3 separate regions of the Homo sapiens genome follow, and all the other regions are linked to region 2. Evidence: chromatin loops called from intact Hi-C (ENCODE). Cell type or tissue: OCI-LY7. All regions are shown on one strand. Each heading gives the region's core, and the rest is flanking DNA. Links, peaks and the distances in the headings are about the cores only. Region 1 overlaps VOPP1 (VOPP1 WW domain binding protein). Region 2 holds the start of LANCL2 (LanC like glutathione S-transferase 2). Region 3 overlaps VOPP1 (VOPP1 WW domain binding protein).

Region 1 (6,254 bases), core at 584-5,583, 170 kb before region 2:
GTGTGTATATATAACATGTTTCTCCATTGAGTCCTGGTTCCTGTCCATATAGTTGGTTCAGCAACCACTTACTGAGCCTGCCTGTGGCCACCTCTGTCCCAGGTCCACGCAGGAAGGCAGTCTCCCTTCAGCATGCCACCTCCAGAGGGACTCAACTCCATCCGTGTCAGGGGCTGTTGAGCTCACAGCGGGGCTGATGATCCAGTTGTGAATTATTCACATGCTTTGTTTCCTTCCCTTTCAGCCTCACATGTGGCCCTTTAACAGCTCATTAGTTTTGTTTTAAGGACAGGCAGGGAGAGAGCAATGGGGAGAAGCTGAATTCAGTTTGGTTGAATCTTTGGGATGAAGGGGTGAGTACCAAGTGGAATGGAATTCTTAAATCATCTGGGGATTTCATGTGTTGATCTTGTTCCTTTTTCTCATAGATAATTGATTTGGTGGTTTTAAGTTTTTAAATACAATAAATACACGTACTTTTTTTGTTATTGTTGGGGGGATCAAGTTTCGCTCATGTCGCCCAGGCTGGAGTGCAATGGTGTGATCTTAGCTCACTGCAACCTCCGCCTCCCGGGTCCAAGCGATTCTCCTGCCTCAGCCTCCCGAGTAGCTGGGATTACAGACGTGTGCCACCATGCCCGGCTAATTTTTGTATTTTTAGTGGAGGAGGGGGTTTCACCATGTTGCCCAGGCTGGTCTTGAACTCCTGACCTCAGGTGATCCGCTTGCCTCGGCCTCCCAAAGTGCTGGGATTACAGGCGTGAGCCATCACACCCGGCACCCCGCCCCTCCCCCCCCCCCTTTTTTTTTAAAGGAATGAAACAAAAAGGAATGAAACCTTTCCCTCCCCAATACCTTCTCAACCCTAGACCCTCTACAGAGAAAGAGGCATACCTCTCTGATAAGTTTCTTGTGCAACTTTTTTTTTTAAGATTGTATACCCAAATATTTGGTTAAAAGTACACAGATGGGATCATATTATAGACAGTGTTCTGCATCTTGTTTCTCCTTTTTTTTTTTTTTTTTAAGAAATGTTGCTTGGAGATGTTTCCTCATCAGCAGCTCAAACCCACAGCATTCCCCTTAGAAAGCGTTCCTTTATAGGAATGGCCATGACTCATTTTAATCCGCCCTCTCTTGATGAACAGCTAAGTAGTTTGTAGCTGTTTTTGTCATTACACACAATGCTCAGCGAAACTCTTGGGTATCTGTCTTCTGTGCTCTTGCAGGTTTGTATAGATGGATTATTATGTTTGTTATTAAACCATGTAAAGCAGTTTACAGTGATCCTCAGTTGGACTGTGGAATCCTCAGTCTTTGGACCATAGGGTTGTTCTTTTTGTGTGGTTTGTGTAGCCTGGCAGGAAGGGCTTGTGTTTAGATTTTGAGAGGGTATTTGAGCATCAAGTTAGCAAAGAACGAAACATTGTTCATTTCAAGAATAAGTCTGAATAAGATGTTGGATATATTCTTTGCAGCTTCATAATGCTTTGCAGACTGGAAGGACTGGCTACATCTTTACCTGGACCTAGAGAAGGACCAGAGAGTGTAGCTCAGTTGGAGAAGAGAGTTCCTAAGTGCGGACTGCATAAGGGATGGTGTTTGCAAATCGCTACTCAGAGTGGTTTGTAGCAAAATAGACTGACTTTGCAATACTTCGTGTTCCAGAAACACTTCTGCAATGAGAGCGGTCTCTAGAGGGGATCAGCAGGAAAAGTTTTCCACCAGTTCAGCTGGTGAAAGAGGTGTCTCGAAGCCCTAAAGTGGGAGAGGCAGAGGGCAGCTTAGTGTGGTCGGGCCAGGCTGGAGGCAGTGTTTGGATCTGGGTGTGTGAGCTGAATGGGGGCTCCTGGGGCCTCCTTGCTGGCTGGTGGAGAGGAATGGCAGGTGGGCAGGAGACAGCCCAGATTCACGCTGGCCTCCATCTCTGCCTGGTGGGGCCACTTGGCACTTAGTAAGTGGTTTGGGGGAGAATGAACTTTTGTGGGCAGTTCCCCCTTTCATGGGTTTGAAGTAGTGGAAGTTGGAGGGGAAGTGGGGGCTGTGGGAAGTGCATGTTCCTTGGTGGCCTGGGCCTGGGGGCCGGACCTGCTTTTCACACTGTCACAAGCGCTGGCTTCTTGAATCCTTGTAGCGTCCTCCATGGTAGATGTTCTCACCACTCAACAGAGGAGGATACTGCAGGGTCTGCGGGCGCCAGAGCTTTATTTATGTGTGCTCCGTATTGGAGGGCTGCGTGTGACCCAGCAGTGACAGGACCGTGGGCGACTGGCTGGCGAGGAGGTGCGCTGCCTGCATCCTTGCGCCTAACAGAATGCGAAGGACGGGCTCACATGCTCAGGTGCTTGCTCGGCTGGTGGTTCAGTTTGCTGTGAAGCCTGGCCCAGAGTTTGGGCTTCAGTTCTGGGAAAGAAGAGCATGGTGGGCAGTTATGTGTTACCTCCAGAAGGCTGGAGCACGAAATCAGTGGTCTGACTTGTTGGCCTCTGCTTGCTCCAGAGCCAGCAGTGGGGGCAGAGTGCCAGCTGAGGTGTGTGAGAGACGTCAGTGAGATTCCTGCTTGGCTTCCCAGATGTTGCTGCACGCTGTGGGTGTTCGGGGTACAAAATATGTGTGTTCAGCTGAAGGAAGGGTATGCAGGCCTGGTTGGGACAGGGCAGGGTCAGTGCTGCCGGGACGGAGGGGCAGAGCCTTCCACGCAGGCACAGTCCAGGGTCAGGGAATTAGACAGGTCAGGCCGAGAGATCTTGGACTCACCATCTGCATTGCGTTTCTCGTCAGAAAATGTCTGGCCCCTCCCCAAAGCCCCTTCCTTAATCCTCTCAGCCTCTCAGACATGACTTGAAGTCTCAGGTTTTGTGGCCAGGGAGGCCCCACCTTCCCCTGGTGGTGCCTCAAGAGCTCTGCGTTTCATGCGGTCTGGCTGCCATTCTGTTCACTGTCTCTTGCATTTGTGGGCACTTACATTGAATGCCCTGTTGAGTGAGGCTGGGTGCCCACCTCAACCAGACTGGGTACGGTGCGCCCTTCCGTGTGGCAGATGCGCTGCCTGAGCCAGGATCAGCACGCCGCCCCTGTGGTCACGCTCCGTGCCTGGGCCAGTGCTCCTTGGTGTGAACACGAGTTGTTTTTATATCAGTGTCATTGTTCAGTCCTGCCACGTGCCATGTGCTCTGCCCTCATTCTCTCCCGTCTTCCTCTTGGAAAATGTTTTGAGAGACACAATGAAGTTCTCTTTGTCCCCATCAGCATATTGTGCTCCTAAGTTCTCTATCCTCATGGTGGTAAATCTTGCCTGAGTTTGTTTTTTTGTTTGAGACAGAGTGTCACTCTCACCCAGGCTGCAGAGCAGTGGTGCAATCTCGGCTCACTGCAACCTCTGCCTCCAGGGTTCAAGCAATTCCCCTGCCTCAACCTCCCGAGTAGCTGGGACTACAGGCGCCCGCCACCACACCGGGCTAATTTTTGTATTTTTAGTAGAGACGGGGTTTCACCATGTTGGCCAGGTTGGTCTTAGACTCCTGACCTCAGGTGATCTGCCTGCCTTGGCCTCCCGAAGTGCTGGGATTACAGGCGTGAGCCACCACGCCCGGCCTTGCTTGAGTTTTAATCAGCCTATGTATCCTGGCAGTCAGGGCCAGTCTCCATACTTCAGGGTGTATAGTCAAATCCAAGTACAACTTTTGAGCAGGCAGAGAAGGAAGTGGATATGTGAGCGTTTCCACCAAAGGTTTCCTGAACGCTTGGCCTGGGTCAGGCACTGGGGCCAACAGGGTGGCCGAGGCAGGGCCCTTACTCCTCAGGAGCTCCTGAAGACCCAACCCTGCAGGAGGAGCCAGGGCCCTGAGTGCATGATCCTTGCTTGGCACAGAGTGTGGGTCAGGTGTAGGAAAGAGTCGGTCGTCATCAAGGAAAGAACACTGTCTTTGGAGATAGTCTCAGACCTGCGGTAAGTTGATGTCTGCCTGCCCAGCCTCTGCACAGAGGGACAGTGCCCCAACTGCATCCTGGGATGGCAGACACAGTGCTGAGCATGTCTGCTGGTTGAGGGCAGCCCACTCCTTCCCATGGTCTCATTAGGACCAAATAAGTTCACGGAAGGGAAGATTCCTTGTAAGCTGAAGTGCTGAGAGTTAAATTTAATCAGAGCCCCAAGGGGGAAAACTAACAACTCACCTTCTGGAAGTCTCGAAAATTTTCATCCAAGTGACACTGAGGCTGAGGCTCCGTTGGTGGAAACTCTGAAGAAGTGTTTTCCAGATGGAAGTGAATAGACCTAGGGTTCTCTAGAGGTGCATGGATGGAAATGGCTGCGGGGCGGGGGACTGGGAGGAGCGGCAGAGACAGGAAGAGCCAATGGCATGTGGGGGCGGCCAGGCCAGAAGGACACTCCCTGGGGTCTGTACTTCACCCTCAGTGAGGCAGCAGGGTTTCCAGGGGGAGCCTGCCCCAGTGCCCTCTGAGCTCACTGAGCTTTGCCCTGATCAGTCAGCCCCACTCTTTTTGCTTGTTTGTGTAATGAAGCCCACTGAAGATAAAATTGCATTCAGAAGAAAGAAAATTATGACCTCAAGGGGAAGCAAAGAGAAACCCACAGTGAATGGGGAGCCCCTGGAGATTTTCTAGCAGGAGTTGGTGTGCTGTGTGCCCTCCTTTCCTATTCTCTATGACAGAGCCCTGCGTAGCCCCCTGAGCTTTGTCAAGGCTGCTGAGAGGTTTAGGGGCAGGTGCAGTGTCAGGAGTCCCCCAGCCAGGCCCTGGCACTAGAGGCCATGCGGCCAGACTTGGATGTGGCAGTGGTCTTGGGGCAGGTGCTGCAGGCTCTACCACTCTTCAACTGTGTCTTCCTGTTCTCCTCTTCTCCCATCAGCAAGCTCACCCCCTGGCTTTTGATGCCAGCCTCCTTTGTGGTGTGGCAGGAATGTCCTGGGAAGAGACAAGGCTTGACCACGTGGATGGAGTGGGAAGACAGGAGGCACTGGGGACAGCATGTGGCTGGGGTGAGCTAGTGGGCGGTGGTACTTTCCCCAAAGTCCAGAGCACTGGGTGGGAGCAGCGCTCAGCTGTAGGGATGTCTGGTGTGAGGTTCTTCTGGGCACCTGGCAGAGATCCCAGGTGGCAACTGGCAGAAGGTCCCCAGCTCAGAGTGGGCCCTGCATGGCGTTGTATGCTGGTGTTCTTTTGTGGGCAGGACACCTGCAAGAGGGCTACAGCTGGAGAAATGGGTGGGGAGGAGTGGCTGTTGACAGCTCCCTGGGCCCAGAGAGAATTGAGTCAGAATTGGGGAAATTGCAGAGCGAGCTCAAAAGCAGAAACCCAGTTGGGGGAAAGTACTGAGCCCAGGGCTCTAAATGACTAATGCAGAAATGATGTTAAGTTTACCTCCAGTCAGAGTGAAACTTTGGGCAGCCCCCGCTCCCTACACGCAGCTGCCCTTCAGGGGAAGTGAGAATTGGCCCAAGCCACAGGTGACCATGACAGGACCTTGCACTAGCTGAGACCCGAGGGTTTAGGAAATTATATGAGAAATGAAGCAAGAGATGATTATCTTTTGACAGCCAAGTCCCCAGATGGAATTTAGATATTTGAACTAGGCCTAAGGAATGTCTGTCTATTAAGTGTCTGTAGAAATTTCTGTCATCTGCTTGCACTTGCTGTTTTACTCTGCTACCATTCTTTTCTCTCTCCATCTCGTAAAAAAAAAAAAAAAGCTACATGAAATGATTTCCTTCACGGATTTTAACAAGCCAGGACACAGTGACAGCTATTAGAAATTATAGCTGACAGGGCTGGGAGACAGCTGTACAGTTTGCTGGTGACCTTGCACAAATGAGTTGTTTTGGGTGGAAAAGCTGTTGCTTATTTACAACACTGAGGCAGAGTTGTTGCTTTTGGATCTGAGTTTTGCCATCCTCCTTCCTGTGGGTGTTTTCACTCATCTACCTCCCTACCCACCCACCACACACTGGGTACGAGAAAAGGTAAGAAGAAAAGACTGGGAGGATCAGAGGATATGAAGGTCAGTCCCCAGACAACATCATCGAAGTTCACCCCATCACTATGTTGATGACTGAGGAGGGAAAGCCAGGTAGGGATTTAGGATTAACCTGAGTGCTGTTCTACATTCAGCCTCCCTTGCTAGTCTCCCTGATGGGGACTTTCCTTTGGTGGGTAGTATGAGGGGTTCTTTGAGTTAGCAGAGTCCCTTCCATCTGAAGAAGCTGAGGCTCAGGGGAGTTTCCAGGCAGTGAGAC
Region 2 (6,254 bases), core at 352-5,351:
AATAGGGAAGACAGTGTTCAACTCATATTCATTTTATCTGATGACTTTCCAATAACCAAGAAGCAATCTTTCCACCTTTTAAAATCACTATCCATCTCTCCCTTCAACGTGCTCTCATTTTCATATTCAAGAATAATATGATGTCCATTTCTTTCTTTAGCATATACTCACAACCACTGGCATAGGTCCCCACCCCAACTTACATTTCATTGCAGAGATATCACAAGCCCCATTAGTTACTTGTAGTCTAATTTTCTTTTCAACATAAATCAGGTATATAACTGAGGTCAAAAATCACATTTATCCAGATACAAAGGCTAAAAAGAAAAATACCCAATTTCAAAACTTTGAGTTGAATTAGTGTTTATCTCCTGTGAGGCTGCAAATGAAACTCACCTGCTTCCCATGTCTCTAACATTATTTTTGTTATTCTCATGTCAAGAGTTCATTTCATTCATCTTTCACTAAGCATTGCTGTAACCTACCTACTCCAAGGATAGTACTGAGATGGCCACTGGTAATAAGAATGAATGATGCAGTTTTTTCAATGCTTGCCAGATTTTTATTTTTGTTATTAAAAAATGAAACACTAAGTCACAAATGAAACACATATTTGTATGTAAAAATAGAAGAAATCTAGAGAAAAACCAATATTGAATATGAATCTAAACCGTGTAACTTAAATCATCAAGGGGAAGAGATTAACATTTATTGAGGCCTTTCTTAAGGTACCACATCAGGCAGTTTGCTAGGCAATTTATATGCTTCATCTAATTCAGACACATCCCCATCAGTTAGGACTTGTTCCCACAGGTTTGCTTGCTTTTGGTTTTTGAGACTGCGTCTAGCTCTGTCGCCCAGGCTGGAGTGCAATGGCGCAATCTCCACTCACTGCAACCTCGACCTCCGAGGCTCAAGCGATTCTCATACCTCGGCCTCCTGAGTAGCTGAACAGGCGTCCACCACCACGCTCGGCTAATTTTTGTATTTTTCTTTTGTAGAGACGGTGTTTTGCCATGTTGGCCAGGCTGGTCTCGAACTGCTGGGCTCAAGCAATCAGCCCGCTTCGGCCTCCCAAAGTGCTGGGATTACTGGCGTGAGCCACCGCGCCCGGCCTGTTTCGAGTTTTTAACCACATTCAAGAAGAGAGAGGTTTACAGAAGTCACTTGCCTTAGATTCCATATTCAGACCAATGGCTCTTTCAAAATTACCTTCTTAGTTTTAGCCAAATATGAAATACATGGAGATCCAAGGAGGTGAAGTGGCCATTGGAACACGTACCTCAGTGGAAAAAGAAAACCTGGTAAAGGTACGGTTTTACCAAGCATGAAAACAGTTGTGCTGATATTCAATCTTCTGTTTTATTCCCACTTTTTGCCTCCCACGTTAGATTCTGTTCAGATAGCCCGTGAAGGGTGACAGGGTATGCCATCCCAAAAATATGTCTCTGGCATAAGGATTATTTTAAGCTAAAAGCACTTGAAAAACAGAAGAGTGCTCTAAACTGCCCCCTTTTCTTCATGAAACAAGAGAAAACTCCTGTAAAACATGGCCTCCCTACACCAGGAACAAAGAAACACTCGGCACCAGAGCCGAGCAAGGCGGAGATTTCTACCTAGACGTGGTTCAAGCAGTTCCATCTTCCATTAGCCTCCCCGCACACTTTACTCTCCCACAGCTGCCGCTCTTGGTTCTGCCTAGCACAAAAGTATTTGGGTTTTGCCATTTCTTTGTGTCTTTTTCACGTAAAACATATTCAAGAGATGTATGTTTTTCTGTTGTTAATCTGTTTTATGTCAATGTAACGCTCTGACCCACCTCGCGACACTAAGAAAGTCAAGTTTGGCCTCCCCTTACACCCGCTTCCCATTTCTGGGCACACAGACAGTACGGACAATGCTTCTTTGTCGGCGAGAGCCCAGGGACCAGATATGGCCAAGGAAATCCAGCCTCCAGGCCACTTCTGAGGAGCAGGTAGCCGGCGGAGCGCTCCGCCGCGCAGGGGCGGGAGGTGTCCGCGGGCCTCACGAGTGCACAAGCCCGCATTGCGAAGCGCCGCTCGGGCCAAGAAGGAAAGCGCACTGTCCGCGTATTTCAAAGGCGCGTTGGGGCCAGGAGGGCCGAACTGCTGGAACGTGGTTCATGCAGCTGAAGCCCACGGACCCTAAGCGCGGCTCATCGGGAAGGCCCGGAGACAGGTGCTAGGCGCTATCATCCCGCGCCCTCCCAAGCCCGGCGCGCGCCTGTGACGTCACGCCTGGCGGAAGGTGGACGCTACCACCGCCGCGCTCCCCCTCCGGCGCCTCTGCGGCCAGGCCGCCGACTCACCTTCCCGTCCTGATGAAAAGGGAGGCCGGGCTCATCCGTGGTCGCCGGGGGACGAACACAGCCTGTCTCTTCGGCCGCTCCGGAGGCGAGCAGCGCCCCGGCGGCGGCCTCGTAGTCCGGGAAGGGGTTGACGAACGCCCGTTCCTCCATTTCTGCCTCCCCTCCCAGGTGGAGCTTCAGCCTCTTTGACATGGTCTCGCCCATCTCCGCCGCGGTACGGCGCGCGGGCGGGGACAAACCTCCTGTCCCGGCGCTGCAGCTCGCCCCGCCGCCGCCTCCTCCGAGGGCCCGCGCAGAGAGCGTCCTCTAGGAGGAGCGAGGCCGCGCGCTGGCGGGAGGAGCGGGGCGTCTGAGCGTGCACTGCCTCGTCGCGGGCTGCTCGCACATCAGGCGGCCGCAGAGGCGGTGGGCGCTGTGCCTCTGCCCTGTTCCTGGCGCCTTTGCCCTGCTCCCGACGGAGAGGAGCGGGCTCGCGGGAGCGCCCAGCGGCTCACAGCCTGCTCGCGCCTCCTCGCACCTTCCCCGTGGCCCGCAGAGCCCGTCCGCGGCGACGCGCACGGCCGGGGCTGGAGTCCCGGGGTGGGGATCGCTGCGCCCGGCCAGCCCCCTCCGCGATTTCCAAAGAAAACCGAACGCCCGCTAGGGCCACGCTCCCGCGGGGAAAACCTGTAGAGAAGAGGTCGCTGTCACTCAAGGTGTGTGCGCGTCGCCGACCGGGGCGAGCTCAGCCCCTGGCGCGCCGTCGTCAGCCTGCATTTCACCGGCCCCTGCTGCGCCAGCCCAAAGGAATAGCAGCAGTTCTTTGTTTGATATTAAGAAGAAAAAAAAAATCTCTTCTAAAGAACAGAATTTCAAAACAGTCTAAAACACTGCAAGGCTAGTCTCCGAGGGATGGGGGAGGGAGACAGTCCCTCCTATTCATCACTGTTGGAGGGGGGTGTCTGGGAGGAGGAGCCACAGGCCTTTTTTTTTTTCTTTTTATGTTTTATGTTCACTCCCTTTGTTTTGAATAAATGGACATCTTTGATACCGGGACATAAAATGAAAGCATACTTAATTATCCAAACATTTTATCGACCAGAAAGAGTCCTCCAGTGTTAATTGGCAAAGATCATAGTATGTATTATAAAAAGGACACAAGCAACCAGATCTTTACATTTATGTAATCGTGATGTGGTTTACTTCAGTCTTCATTGGTTCTCTTTATTTTTATTTGTTTGGACCAAATACGTGTAATGATTTCTGCTCCTTGAGGAAAATGTCTTATTTCCGTTTTCTTCCGCTCAGTAAACGTTGATTGAGCACCAAATGGTACTAGGTGATGAAGAAATAAGAGATTAAAAAGATAGTTTTGGCTCTCTGGGGATTCCCAGTTATTGGGTGAGAAAAGCAAGGATTACAGCATAGCTGATGTAGGTGCTTTTCTGGAAGCAAGCAAAAATACACGTTAATGTAAAAAGTGACATGATGAAGAAAAACACAGTGCCGAGCACAGGGAAGGCTCGGTTCCTCCTGCCTCCGTGGCCTCGGTGGAATGATGTGGGAAAGTCTGGCTTCCCACTACCTCTTCTAGTGTCCCCCCAACCCCACAGGGCTGGACATGTGAAACACACCCCACCAAGAACATGACCATGGGAAGGTACAGTGTAGAAGAAAATCATTTTAAAGGGGGTACTCAGCATAACTATCTTCAAAGTTCAGGGAAACAGAACAGATACAACAGGATGAGTGTTATAGCAGCATCCCTTAGCTCCACTTTCCTGCTTTCCCCTTTCCTGGGGTCTTTTCTCCCACCAAATTTTCATACCTAGACGGTGTAGGAAAATCCACTCCAGGAACTACTGATGCCGACATGCTCTAGGAGCCATCCTTATCCCACCACAGGGACTTAACTAGACAAAATAACCCACGGTGATATTCCCCAAAGTCTGGGGAACTATCACGCCTTGGACAGGTACAGCAGAAACGTCCACTGCGGGCTTTGTTAGGCTAAGCCTAGTGAATTCTCAGCTCTCCCTACCCAGGAGGGAGGTGAAGATTGTCTCTTCTTCCTGCAGTCTGCTGGTGGATAACTGGCAACTGTTGGCAAGTACAGAAACCTGTCCTAAAGAAAACCAATATTTTCAAAAGCTGAAAAATCGAAACCCAATTTAAGGAGTCGGCATATTTTCCTAAATGCTCTCTTATCGGCAGATCCCCTGCCCTCCTGGACAGCTCACTGACACTATTTTATGGAGAAGTGGTAGGTTCCCTTTCTTCAGCCTCCTGTCCCCTGGGGGTTTTTTAATGCAGAGCACAGGGGATTCCCTTCTGCGGCCCTTTTACACCCAGGGCTATCTTCCCCCGTGGCCACTCTTGAGCTCTTGAGTAGTACAGAGACCTTGGTCAGTGCCTTGAAATTACAACTTTATTTTCCTTAGGACAAGCCAAATTCTTAGGACACCCTCCCCACTCTTCTGTGTAAGAGAAGGGCAAGAGGACATACATGCCGGCCCAAAGCACACCCAAGGAGTCGTGAGGGCCCCTGGCAACTGACCTTTCAAAGGAAGACATAGTCCAAGGACACGATGTGCGAGAGGGCGGCATTGTGGCACCACGTTGAGATCTGGGGGGGCACTGGGCGGAGCAGCACCTGGGGAAGCCGCCGGGTGCGGTGCTTGGGTCACGGCCCTCCGGGGAGGCCACCGGGTGCGGTGCGGGGCAGGGCCCTACGGGGTGGCCGGCGGGTGCAGAAGTTGCTACCAGGGGAGGGTGTGCTCATCCTTGAAGATCTGAGTCAAAATAGGCAGTGTCATCCTCTTCCATTCCCCAGCACCTAACGTGGCTGCCCCAAAAGCCGCTGAGCTTGAGCTCCCTTCTAAAGCCAAAGCAGGCAGCAAGGCGGAGAGGAACCCCGGAGGTGGGAGGTCACTGGGGGGCGGGGAGGGTGGTTTCGGGGCACAGGGCAGCGGTGACTGCCCGCAGGGGCAAGCCCGGGCTCCCCGCCTGCGGCGGCTCCCCACCAAGTGGGGCCTGAGACAGGAGGAGCTGAGGTGGGGGCGCCTCCCTGAGAAACGCCACTTCTTATCTGGAGCGCCCCAAAGGTGAGAGGAAGACGATGGAAAACCTGGGGCACGAGGGCTCTCACTGTGGGGTTCAGCCATCGCCGAGCCCTGAGGCCCCGCAGACAGCCCCGGCTCTCCTCTTTACCCCAGAGTCAGGTACCAGCCTCTGGCCCGGGAACCAAGCCTCAGGTGCTTGCAGGGCTAGAATGTGTGGTTCTGAGAACTGCGTGGTGCTGGGTCAGAACCACGTGGGGCCTGTATTATGTATTTCAAAACTTCACGCTTCCCTGCAGCCTCAACACGGAAAACAGGCAGTGAGCCCCCCTCTCCCCCACCCCGCCCAGGTGACCAGATGCCCCAGTGTGGTGAGCTGGCCCTGCCACAGTTCCCCTTCCTGCCCTCCCGGACTGTGACCTAGTGACAGAGATTCTTTGTTCTACCAAACTAGTCAGGTTCCTGAATCTCCTCCAAGGCCCATCTGCACACTTCCTTATAAAATCCAGTTTTAGCAAACAGCCTTGCTAAGTCACTTTAGGAAGAACCACCCCCTAATATGTGATCACCCCCATTATTTGACCAGGTTCCCTATCCCTCACTATCCCCTAGGTGATGTTGGATCAACCTGGCCTGTGTTCAGCAAGAAGCCTATTAGGTAAGATTAGTCAGTACCCACCTTCCCCTTCATGTTATCTCTTAGTAATTTTCCATCCAGTCACCCCCACCTTGCTTCTTGGCTATCCATTTCCACTTGTATTGGGAATTAAGCTCAATCTTTCTCCCACACTGCAAAATCCCATCGTGGTGGTCCCCATACCGTTAAGGTCTCAATAAAGTCAGCCTTACCCTGTGCTGTGAATGGTGTGAATGTTTTTCCTCTCTAA
Region 3 (6,006 bases), core at 1-5,000, 200 kb before region 2:
TGAAGTCAAAAGAAATAGGTAATGAATCCCATGCCTCTGTTTTAGGAAGTTGTGAAACTATCTTCCTTAATAGTTAGTGATTGGTGCTGGAAATTACTAGTTTGTCTTCGCCCTTTATTAAAAAGTAATTATTACAAAATGTTGGAGGAAAAGTGTTTCCTGAAAGGAAGGCTGGTGGACAAATTTCTCCTTGCTCCAGGCTCTGCCATAGCCGAGACTTCCTGTTTCTGTTCGGAAATATCCCCGTAGCTTGGTATTTAATGTTTTTGTGGAGTGCCTCTGCTTGCATTCTTTCCATTTATTCAGAATTTTAGAACCTTAGGAATCACATTCTCTGAGTGACTCACCATAGAGAACAAAGAAGTGAATCAGAGACCAGTAATCGCATGAAAACAGATGTGCTTGTACCTTAATGTGTGTACCTATACTTGCAATCTTTATTTTTTATTTTTATTTATTTATTTCTTTAGTTTTGAGATGGAGTCTCGTTCTGTGGCCCAGGCTTGAGTGCTGTGGCGCGATCTTGGCTCACTGCAATCTCCGCCTCCTGGGTTCAAGCTATTCTCCTGCTTCAGCCTCCCCAGTAGCGGGGACTACAGGCGCCCACCACTATGCCCGGCTAATTTTTGCATTTTTAGTAGAGTCGGGGTTTCGTCATGTTGGTCAGGCTGGTCTCGAACTCCTGACCTCAGGTGATCCGCCCGCCTCGGCCTCCCAAAGTGCTAGGATTACAAGGTGAGCCACCGCGCCCGGCCCTGCAATCTTTTTTAATCGGCACTTGATGAAATTATTTAGCGTTTCTTTCATTCTAGTTTGTGCCACCCATGTCTCCCAAGCCTTCTGTCTGAGTGGTTCTGTGCCCTATATGTAGCCTAGACGGCCTCAGTGACTCCATTCTTTCCAAAATAGCTGTTTCGTTGCATAGGAATGTATCCTCTTAATAGGAGTTCAGATCATGTCTGCAAAGTTGAAACGACCTTAAAGGCAGAAGTGTGATGTAAAACTGAAACCTAAATGCCTAAGATGATACTTTCACAGTCAAATATTAGATGATTGTTTCAGAGGGGACAGTGTGATGTCACCCACTTTGACATGATGATTATCCTAAGTACCACCACTTTGTGCTGGAGAGGCGTCTCTCTGAGGAGTTAAGGAGATTTCTTCATCATTTATCACATGAAATTTTATGTATGAGATTTATATTTGAGATTTTTTCATCTCTGGTGGGGTGCTCTGATGAATACCTGTGATGCTTCTGAAGTCCTGAATCACATACATGGATGTGCAGTCGTAGGTGTGGAGCATGTGCCATGGCAAATGGCTCTCTTCAGGTTGAGTGCATAAAAGCAACCCAGGGAGCTATTTGGTGGCTTCTGGCTTCTGACTGCCGGCTGCAACCTGGGAAATTTGTCTTTGTTCCTTTGTTCTGCCTGAGCTGGTTTCAGTGTATAAATTTGCCACGTGGTTGATCATAAACCACCTGAAATTAAGGGGTGGCCTTGTGGCAGTGGTGACTCTGTTCCCACCCCCAGCACCCTGGCCCTATCTAGCACCATCCAGAATCTCACATGCGCAGGGGTTTCTGTGTTAGTGAGAGGTCCTTGAGTAGGAAGGGCAATCCAAAGACTGTTTTGAGAAGTGCTTTCCTCCCCTGCCTCACCATCCCTTTGTAGAAATTTACTTACCTGTTAGACATAGAACTGCATATTTATGTTTGCTTACTAAACATTCATAGAGTGCTCCAGGGTAACTGCCAGGCACTGTTCTATAAATGTTACACGTTATCTCATTAATCCTGCTAGCAATTACTTTTATCTTCATTTTTGTTTCAAATGGGAAGTGAACACTTAACACTGCTGTTAAGTGTGAGGGCTTAAGATGCTAACCCAGGCAGTCTGGTTCCAGTGTGTACCCCACCTCGATGCTCTGCTTCCTCTGCCGTCTGCGCACACAGGAACATGTTAGGAATTTGCATGCTCTACATCGCGAGGGCAGTGGTGGCCCTGGAAAGTGTATTCCCCTTAGAAACTCAGTCACCCTTCCTTAGAAAGACCATGTGATTTAGCCTACAAACGGTGGCACTTTGAAGAGTGAAATAGGATGTTGTTAAGAGCTGTGCCTGGACAGTGGGCATCACCAGGACTCTCCTGAGAAACCCTGGTTGTGTTCCCCTCCTGAAGCCCAGGTAGGGCTTCAGGGAGGAACCGGCAGCAGCTGACAGCACCATCCCTCTCCTAGGGAGGCTTCTTGGAAGCTCATTACTGGACTGACCTTTCTTTTCTATTAACTCAGAGTTTCCTGTGAATTACATGCACAGCCAGTGAGGGCCCTGATTTTATCTCCCTCTCCCCTGTTGCTCTGTGCCAGCTGGTTATGATCCAGGGACCCAGGCCACGAATGTGGCAGATTCTAAGGGTGGCTAAGAGTAGGGAACCTCAGAGGCCTTTTTGGTTCATAAAATGCTAAGGTTCTATGCCTTTGTTCCGCCAGCTGGCTGAAGTGAGGTCCTGCAAACAATCCTTACAGGAAGAGTGAAAGTACTAAGCTGTCTCCTAGTAGCCCTGCTGAAGTTATTCTCAGTGGCCTTCACACAGTAACTCCTTAGAAACTAAAAGGAAAAAAAAAGGTTTTAAAACTGACTACACTTCAGTTGAATCCCGAGAGTAATGAGGCCCTAAGCATATGCACCTCCCTGGGGCTTTTTGTTGTGTGCATTGTTTTCTAGATATTGTCACTGCATTCTCTTTCTAGAGGTTTGGTTGGTTACACTTTTGAAATCTACTTAGTATTTGTTTGAAGGGCTCTGTTCTTACTGAAGTGAGCCCAGAAATGTATAGTATGCTATTTAGTGTAAAACTCACCAATACCAGTGCCTCTGCTTCCAAGGAGATAGACTTATTTTAGTTAAGGGACTACTCATTATCTTTCTGATCTTTCCCAGGAACCAAGAGCTGGAAACGCTTAAGCCACGTTGCTTTGTGCTTCAATGCTGTTGGGCAAAAGAACAGATCTTCTTGGACTAGAAAAAGGAACAGTTGTCAGGCTGGGTGCGGTGGCTCATGCCTGTAATCCCGGCACTTTGGGCGAGGCGGGTGGATCACGAGCTCAGGAGATCGAGACCATCCTGGCTAACACGGTGAAAGCCCATCTCTACTAAAAATACAAAAAATTAGCTGGGCGTGGTGGCGGGCGCCTGTAGTCCCAGCTACTCGGGAGGCTGAGCCTGGAGAATGGCGTGAACCCGGGAGGCGGAGCTTGCAGTGAGCGGAGATTGTGCCACTGCACTCCAGCCTGAGCAACAGAGTGAGACTGTCTCAAAAAAAAAAAAAAAAAAGGAATAGTTGTCTCTTAGAGAGGGTTGCAAAGTGGACATTATCTTTGAACTAGGGAAAAATAATAAGATCACTGAGTATTTTTCTGAAGTTCTGTGTATTTTGATGCCTGGGAGTCTGGAAATTAGAACTGAGTTATGTTTAAGAGTGTTTTTTGTCTCTTGCCAAATGTCTTTTGTGCCCTGGAATTCCAACAAATGTGGCAGTCCCTGGCTGCCAATTTCCTGAAATAAACCTTTCAGCCCACCCACTCTTAAGAGTTTTTAGAAACCAGGCAACATGCAATTTGAATGAAAAAGAATCCTGCAGGGAGTTTGCTGTCTCTGGAAACTCCACGGGAGGCCAGGTGGTCATGGGTGAGAAGTGGCAGCAATAAATGAACCGGCTGGCAAGAGCTCTGCTCTGAAGTGGGGAAAGCCTGGGTCCAGGTGTCTGAGGAGGCCTGTGGGCGTTGGGCCCAGACCTGGGGCTTTCCTTGGTTTTTGCTTTCTTTTACTTTGGGCACAGCTATAAAGGCTAACGGAGGGTAAATGACTTAGAAATACATGGCAAGGATAGGATTAGGCTAGTGCTCACTTGATTAGCTCTGCAGGGCAAGGACATTTCCTAGAACTCACTCTATCATGTCCTCTTGATGAAGCTTTTCAGATTTCACCTTCTCAGTGAGGTCTGTCTTGACCACCCTATTTAAAATTTCTTCTCAGTTCTTTCCCTAGTCTACCTTAACTCTGACCAATATCCTCCTTTTCCCATAACTATCTTTAAAATATGACAGAATTTACTTTCTACCATGTAAGCAATTTAGGGGCAAAGGTTTTGCTCTGATTTATTGATTGACATATCCTTAGTTGCTGGAACCATGCCTGGCACAGAGCAGGGACTCGATGGAGACTTGAATGAGTAAAGCCGTCAGTGGTAAGAGCCCTGTGGGCAGGAGCTGAGTAGATGGGCAGTGGGAAAAGAAGAGGCAGTTGATCAGGGGCTGGAGGGCAGCAGAGCACCTCTAGTGATGGAAACCCACTGTGCCTTAAGACAAAGTATCAACTTTTGGGGCAACTTCAGTTGTTAAAGTTTTCTGTAATATTGAGGGGAAATGACAGTATTTTCAGCCTGGTCCTAGGTCTGCACTCATGGGCTTTTCAGAAATATCACAATGACAGGCCCTCAGTCTTCTAACACAGCTGTGTGGTCCCATTTTGTGTGTGTGTTCTTTTCCAGGCCTCACCTTCTGTTGTTTCAAAACATGGTTTTAAATCATCTCACCATCCTCATAGCTGCAGTTTGAAAATTTTGGACTGGATGGTGATGAGGATGTCCTCAATATCTGAAAATAATTGGTCCTAGAAAAAGGCCACTTAGCCATTAATCCATGTGAATCAGGGATCAACATTTCCTAGTCAAAGTGGAAAAAAAGTTCGGTTGGGACTTTATTTTGGAAAAACAAATATCAAATTGTAAACATAAAAGTTAATTTCATCCTGAGTACTCATTTTATTTTATTTTAAATCTATTTATTTATTTAGAGATATGGTCTCCCTCTGTCGCCTAGGCTGGAGTGCAGTGGCATGATCTCGGCTCACTGCAACCTCTTCCTTTTGGGTTCAAGTGATTCTCCTGCCTCAGCCTCCTGAGTAGCTGGGATTACAGGTACACGCTACCACAGCCCAGCTAATTTTTGTATTTTTTTTTCTTTAGTAGAGACGGGGTTTCACCATATTGGTCAGGCTCTGAGTACTCATTTTAGAATGATGAGTCCATTTTGGGGGGACAGTGTAATTTTCCTGACAAAATTCTATAATGCACATAAGACAGTCTTCACTTGATGTTGGACTTCAGTGGCATGATCATAGTGAAAGTTTTTTCCCCAGAATTAGTTGCGCTGGTCTGGAAACTCCCACCACCCCCACCTCCAGCTTCTCTTTGTCCTTTTTATTCATATCATTCTCCTTTGGCCACCTTTTGGTTCATATTAAATGGCTTGACTGCTAGATCTTTTGTCACTTTCATTGGCTTCATGAGCTGCTGCACCTTTGTGAGGTCTGCAGGGCCTGTTTGCTGTCTGTGTGTGGTATTTGGGTTGCACTCTCCTGTGATCTTGGGATCGGAGATTGGTTTTGGATCTGCCAGTGTTAAGTGGGCTGGGGTGAATCCAGTGTTTCTTGTGGTTTGTGCTGAAACCTTTGGTTCCCCTCCAGGTCCTCCCCACTGGCACTTATTGAACAATAGGAAGCTCTGTTCTGTGGGTGTGGTCTGACTGGCAGCATCAAAACCTTTGGCCCTTGTCATTAAGCAGATAAAATTATACTAGTTTATACTAGTGCGTCCTCCCACCTCCACCCCTGCAGCCAGGAGATTCACCCTGAGTTTGCAGTGAGACCGAAATCTTTTTAACATGTGCTGCTGCTAATCCACCACACCTCACAATAGTTGTAGAGCTGTTTATTATTTTTTAAAAACCTAAATTGAGGACTTTACATTGTTTCCAATTTCACATTAATCATTCATCTCATCTACTTAAGCCTATCAACATATGTCTGAACACTATTTTTTAAAATCCAGTGTCCCATATTGTTTTGTACCATGGACCGATTTGATTATACTCCTGTTGGTTTTATCCAACTGATTAACAAACATGTTGAATAGAGCAGAGTCAATTACAGAGATTCTGGGTGGA

What was found. A loop is a pair of places that touch in the nucleus more often than their neighbours do. Peaks named below come from ENCODE experiments on the same cell type or tissue, not always from the same donor. Only the 100,000 strongest peaks of a DNase experiment are listed, where the experiment ranks them.
Region 1: a loop joins it to region 2, with 2.7 times the contacts of the local background. A loop is called at or near these places in 4 of 110 quality-filtered maps.
Region 3: a loop joins it to region 2, with 7 times the contacts of the local background. A loop is called at or near these places in 33 of 110 quality-filtered maps.

The regions. Positions count from the first base shown.
Region 1 is chr7:55,533,588-55,539,841 of GRCh38, reverse strand. The region is part of intron 1 of VOPP1 (VOPP1 WW domain binding protein); the gene reads left to right. Among named protein-coding and RNA genes, the nearest start is that of VOPP1, 36 kb to the left of the region's middle. RefSeq lists enhancers at 1-586, 2,946-3,095, 3,706-4,035, 4,756-4,915, 4,936-5,545 and 3 more. In OCI-LY7, for the core only: a CTCF peak has its summit at 2,955; DNase peaks (open chromatin) are centred at 4,417, 4,761 and 5,271; H3K4me3 peaks cover 2,596 bases; H3K27ac peaks cover 3,313 bases.
Region 2 is chr7:55,362,305-55,368,558 of GRCh38, reverse strand. It overlaps LANCL2 (LanC like glutathione S-transferase 2), which reads right to left and starts at 3,222. Exons shown (of 9, transcript NM_018697.4): 1 at 2,330-3,222. The coding sequence starts at 2,533. RefSeq lists enhancers at 1,758-1,997, 2,028-2,487, 3,108-3,297 and a silencer at 2,618-3,037. In OCI-LY7, for the core only: a CTCF peak has its summit at 2,802; DNase peaks (open chromatin) are centred at 1,588, 2,248 and 2,568; H3K4me3 peaks cover 3,519 bases; H3K27ac peaks cover 2,384 bases.
Region 3 is chr7:55,565,410-55,571,415 of GRCh38, reverse strand. All of the region lies in intron 1 of VOPP1 (VOPP1 WW domain binding protein), which reads left to right. Among named protein-coding and RNA genes, the nearest start is that of VOPP1, 4.1 kb to the left of the region's middle. RefSeq lists silencers at 2,246-2,540, 2,688-2,737. In OCI-LY7, for the core only: CTCF peaks have their summits at 2,033, 2,233 and 2,506; DNase peaks (open chromatin) are centred at 985, 1,475 and 1,915; H3K4me3 peaks cover 2,608 bases; H3K27ac peaks cover 2,525 bases.